Regions from separate parts of the Homo sapiens genome. Here region 1 is linked to region 2. A link is a loop called in an ENCODE intact Hi-C map of the cell type or tissue named here. Cell type or tissue: dorsolateral prefrontal cortex. All regions are shown on one strand. Each heading gives the region's core, and the rest is flanking DNA. Links, peaks and the distances in the headings are about the cores only.

The links. Hi-C counts contacts between places; a loop is a spot of excess contacts. Peaks named below come from ENCODE experiments on the same cell type or tissue, not always from the same donor. Only the 100,000 strongest peaks of a DNase experiment are listed, where the experiment ranks them.
Region 1: it touches region 2 in a loop (3-fold over the local background); 16 of 110 quality-filtered maps call a loop at or near these places.

Annotation. Positions count from the first base shown.
Region 1 is chr7:92,533,662-92,536,590 of GRCh38, reverse strand. It overlaps RBM48 (RNA binding motif protein 48), which reads right to left. Exons shown (of 5, transcript NM_032120.4): 4 at 1,621-2,189. Among named protein-coding and RNA genes, the nearest start is that of RBM48, 6.3 kb to the right of the region's middle. In dorsolateral prefrontal cortex, for the core only: no CTCF peak of the experiment used is centred there; no DNase peak of the experiment used is centred there; H3K4me3 peaks cover 1,208 bases; H3K27ac peaks cover 1,093 bases.
Region 2 is chr7:93,054,299-93,057,227 of GRCh38, reverse strand. No RefSeq gene overlaps it. Among named protein-coding and RNA genes, the nearest start is that of SAMD9, 62 kb to the left of the region's middle. In dorsolateral prefrontal cortex, for the core only: CTCF peaks have their summits at 1,207 and 1,407 (motif pointing right); no DNase peak of the experiment used is centred there.

The sequences.
Region 1 (2,929 bases), core at 119-2,618, 520 kb after region 2:
TTTAACATTCCTTTATAGATCTAAAGACACTTGTTATATTACGGATTCAGATAGATATCCTGGTTTTGCATTCTTGAAACACTGATAACGTTTGATAGATTTGGGGGGATGAAAACCTTTGGAGAAATGAGCAGGAAGCAGTATAATCCTCAATTTCCTGGAGAAAAAGGAAAAGCAAACACACCATCAGAAAAAGAGTGTACAAAGAGTATACAATAAGTCAAAGCAAAGTAAGAGTCTTCATTTGAAATGGAAAATTATTAGAAACTATAGTAAACTGTATTTAATATCTTTTTTTTGTTGTTCTATTTCTGGACCTAGAATTTGGACTTCACACGTTTATCTTGAAAATGTAATCAGCTCTGGTTGAGACAGGTATGTATCTATGTCTATGCCTCAGTTCAGCTGTAACTGAAGGAAGGAAGTAAGGGTGGCAGCACAAACTGAAAACCTTTTTTTTTGAGACAGGGTCTCACACTGTCACCCAGGCTGGAGTGCAGTGGCATGATCTTGGCTCACTGCAACCTCCGCCTCCCAGACTCAAGTACCCTTCCACCTAAGCTTCCCAAGTAGCTACAAGAGTTCACCACCACGCCTGGCTAATTTTTGTATATTTATGGTAAAGATGGGGTTTCATCACATTGGTCAGGCTGGTCTCAGACTCCTGGGCTCAAGCAATCTGCTCACCTCAGCCTCCCAAAGTGCTGAAGTTATTGGTGTGAGGCACTGGGCCCAGCCTAAACTGAAAAGCTAAAGAAGGCTTCAAAACTGTGCCCACGGATTTTAATTATTATTAAATAATACCTTTAATCAGATATTTTTAGGTAAAAAATGTACATATATGAAATTAAACTACCTTAGCCTCCCTTAATCACATTGTAAAATATGAGTAAAACTATGTGAAAAGCAGTTTCTGCATCTTGGAGTAAGTATAAGAGAATGTCATAACCCTCAGTTTATGATTTGTAACAGTAGTCCCTACCCCACAAAAAGGTGTCTTTCAAAAGCTAACTCAGATGTTAACTTCATTTGTGCTTAGGAAATGGAAAATGATTATGTAAATGACATTAAAAAAAAAAACAGACTACCTAGGCAGCACAATCTGATCCCGATCATTTAAGAAGTCTACATTTGAAATGCATACCTGGAGGCCTAATTTTTAGAAATCTCACCACCTTCTATTGCTCTTTATCACAAAAGCAAATTAAGCATTTTGAATTTGATATAAACTGTAATAACTCTAAATTTGAGAGAAATAATTTACAATACTTTTGCTTCTCAACTTTGGCTCATATTAGAACTACCTGGGGAGCTTTTAACAAAAATGGCAGGCCTGGGCTCCACTCTCACAGATTGATTTAATTGGCTGAAACCACTGCTTTAATATTTTGTATCTACAGTGATATAAAATGTCTGTTCATTGTTTAAAGCAAGTATTAACAGTTTAAAGCAAATAAAATGTTAGCCAAATTCAGTTATTTCAACAGAGAACTGTAGAAAAACACATCAAAACACTAAAAAGTGAAAAAAAATTACAGTACTATTGTTCCCACAAATAATTCTCCATTTAATCCTATAACCAAATCGTGTCTTAGAATAGTTTTTTAAAAATAACCTTACCTCTTTAAGTTTATGCCGAATTAAATTCGCCGTTGTATTCAATGAGTCATCGTGCATATCCACTTTAGAGATGTCTGGTAACAGAGGTCCAATCATAATCTCATTACCAGTTGGGTTTGTTTGAAGAAAAGTTCCAAGTTTACGATCATCTTCTCTTCTTCTTTTGCGCTCCTGCAGTTGTGTTGTCCTAGGCATAAATCTGTCAACTGCCTCTGAAGACGTAATAGCCTTTTGTGCACCAGGGCAGGCCACTGAGTTTTTCAAAGAGTTTATCTGTGTTTTCCGCAAAGAGTCATTGTGGTTATAATGCCCCATTGTTTTATGATGGTTTCTACCATCCTTAGAGGAGTCTGGTGCTCTGTCTACAGGTCCCCCGGATGAACACATACATTTTGAGGAGAAATAACATAAAGGCAATTCACAGGAATACGGAAGATAAGGATTTGAGTTCCCTGCAGAAGTGTTCAAAGCAGCTTTACAAAATCCAGACATCTCTGAGTGGAAGTCTTGTCTAAAATCCTCTGTGTCTTTATGCTCTGTAACCAATTTCTTCTTTGTCACGTAATGGTCTTTATATTACAATTTAAAAGTTGAGGGAAAGGGAAACAGAAGTGGTTTATTGTTTTCATCATTCAGAATCATATAATTTAAAAAAATCACTTAAAAATGTTAACAAATTCTACTCCAAAAAAATCATTTCTTGAGAAGGGTATATATTCACATGGTTTAAAACCTAAAACGGATAAAAAGATATATAGCATCAAGTGTCACCCTTTCCTTGCTCTCCATGGGTCTGGTTTCATCCCCATAAGTAATCACTATTGTTTTTTATTTATCTGTTCAATATGTCTCACTTTGCCACCTCCTTCCTCCCATTTTCTCCCCACTTTAAGATAACCTGTAATACGCATTTCTCTGCACCTCTGCATTTTCCATTTCACTGTAGATCTTACAGAGGTTTTTCATCATTATATAGAAAGGTTTTTTTTTTTTTTTTTTTTTTACAATTTCAGAGTATTCCACTATCTGGATGTATCATGCTCCTTGGCTTGTGTTTGTTAGTCACTAAAGAAAGCAATATGCTTGTCGCACTTCTAGGGCTGGCAAGGGCCTCTTCCCTGGTTTACTCTCCCAAAAGCAGATTACAACAGGAATGGAGTATGGAAGATGTGGTAAAGATGAAATTGGCTATGTGTTGATGATTGTTAATGTTAATATTAATACATGGGAGTTATGTTAACTTAGTCTCTCTGCCTGTGTGTTTTGAAATTTCCATAATAAGAGTTTTTGAAAAGTAAGACCACGTATA
Region 2 (2,929 bases), core at 99-2,598:
TTTTCATACATTAAAGGAATGCATTGGGATAAAACTCTGTGGAGTGAAATGGAAATGTGAGTGTAAGGAGAAAAAGGAACAATGTAAAATTTGACTATTCCAATAGAGCATCTTCATGTTTCTTTATACTGATGGTGGTGCTGCCTCAATATCTGAACCACTGTATTTTAAAATATTAATATTTTAATAAAGCAAAAACTACATCATTTTCTACTATTGAAATTTAAAGTAAAAAATTTTTAATGTTATCCTGAAAATGTTCAAGGAGGCCAGGCACAGTGGCTCACACTTGTAATCTCAGGACTTTGGGAGGCCGAGGCAGGAGGATCACTTGACCTCCCAGGAGGTCAGGAGTTCAAGACCAGCCTGGGCAACATAGCAAGACCCCATCTCTACAAAAAATGTTTTTAAAAATTAGCTGGGTGTGATGGCATGTAGCTGTAGTCCTAGCTACTTGGGAGGCTCAGGTGGGAGGATCACTTGAACCCAGGAGTTTGAGGTTGCAGTGAGCTGTGATCACACCACTGCACTCCAACCTGGACAACATAGCAAGACCCTGTCTCTAAAATAAAATGTTTAAGGAATTACATAGTTTTTCAAGATTATTTTAGGAGATGCATAAGCAAATGAGTCACTTTACAGAAATTCTCACATATGTGTACATGAAGAAATGTAAAATAACATCATTCTAACATTGCTTGATGAAAGGAAAACTTGGGGAAAATACTCAATGTCCATCAACAGAAGAATAAGTTGGAAAAAATGTACATATATAATATTCCTATACAGGTATTAAAATGATCAGCCAGAAGTAGATGAATCAACATGAATGAATATCAAAAATATAATGTTAATGCAGCAGATATATTATTTATATAAACATTTTTTAATTTAAAACTGCTGAAATATATTGTTTAATTAGAAAATACAGAATAAAACCTTAAACCATGTATGGAATTAATAACCATCAAACTGATGAGAAAGATGAACTCTGGAGACAGAGGGAAATAGAATTGAGAAGAAATATACAGTCTTCAACTAAATCTGTAATGTTTTCTCCTTTTAAAAAATCTGAAGCACTTATAGCAGAAAGTTAGGTTTATTAAAATTTCATAAAGCTAAGGTGCGGGCACATAGGTCATCATATACTCATTTGTATATTTGAACTATTTCATAATAAAAATAGTATGAGATAAAATATAAAAGAAAACAGTGATACAATATATCCTAAAATGACAAAAGAAAGAATTTAAAAAATCAATCCAACAGATTATAGGGACAAAATACAAAGAAAAAAAAGGTGAATTAAAAACACAAAATAAGGTGGTGGAATATATCAGTGATTAATTAGAATTAGATCTGAGTTTAAATGTTGCCTCAGACAATGGCAGTAACACATAGAATCCATTAGATGGCAGTGTTACTTTATATTTATTCTCATTTTTCAGCACGGTGGGTTCACGACTCAATGGCATTCAACGAATTAGATTTCAGACTCAATTAGATGCCGTTTTAGGTTTGACTCAAACATCTAATAATGAGTAAATAATAATACCTATAGTAACATTTTTAATGTGCAATACAAATATAAATTTTTATTACACAATAATTTTTAAAATCTCTTTCTGCATATTTTCCATTAATTATTCTTTAACTTGCTAAAGCAATTTTGTGTTATTCTATAGGCCCTTCAAGAGGCAGGCAAGACAGAAAGCATTTCCTATTGCTTTGGGAAAAAAATAGGGTCTCTAAATTGTCTCTATACACATTTGCAATAAAGTTTGTGGCTCTTAGAAATACAGCCCTGTGACGTAAGCAATACATGGAATTAAAAGAGATCTTGAAAAACCATCTATTCTAACCCCCAGCATCTTGAAAATTGACAAATGGGGAACTAGTCTATTTTTAAAGATTTCAAGGAAGGAAATCATCAGTCAGAAAGTTCTTCTTCCCATCTAACCTAAATCCCTCCTGATGAAGTGTAATCCCATTTCCTGTAGTGTGGACCTTTCCAGTGAGGTTGAAGGACATCTGCGGTCCACAATCCTCATCTAAAGAATAACCCTTCACATCCCAGAATACGTGCATATTAGGCTCTTATGAACTATAACATGGATCTCAACAAGGCAGGTGTCTATGAGCAACTGTCAGTAAATTACTAATAGCCCAAATGTTATCATTAAGAGACTACCTCACAAAAGCCTGTTGTAAAGAGAGCCAACCTTGAAACAAACGGTTATGGAGTTATGACCTTGAAGTAAAGAGAGATGGGTTCTTATCTCCAGTAGCATTTTAGGTTACTTTAGGGGGTTCCATTAAATATAATCATGATTAAACACCTACTATGAGCAGGGTGCTTTCATTTTTTTTTTTTTTTTTTTTTTTTCTTAGGCAGGATCTCACTCTGTCACCCAGGCTGGAGTGCCACTGCACGATCATGGCTCACTGCAGCCTCAACCTCCTGGACTCAAGCCATCCTCCTGCCTCAGCTTCTGGAGTAGCTGGGAACACAAGCATGCGCCGCCACACCCAGGTTTGTTTGTTTGTTTTGTACAGACAGGGTCACATTATGTTGCCCAGGCTGATCTCGAACTCCTGGGTTCAAGGGATCCTTCCACCCCATCCTCCCAAAGTGCTGGGATAACAGGGGTGAACCTGGCCAATTAATTCTTTATAATACTCAAAGTCCTGGCCAATTAATTATTTGTAATCCTCACAAAAGGCCTGCAAGTTAGGAGTTGTTATTATCATCGTTACTATTATGATTCTAACTATTTTCCAAATAAGGAAACTGAGGCTCAAGAAAGTTAATTAGTTTGCCCAAAGCAAACAGCTGTTAGGAGACAGAGCTGGCTTTCATTCTTGCCTGACTCCAAGGCTGTACAGGTACAGTACACCACTGTTCTTCAAGTTCTTCTGGCTTTAAAGT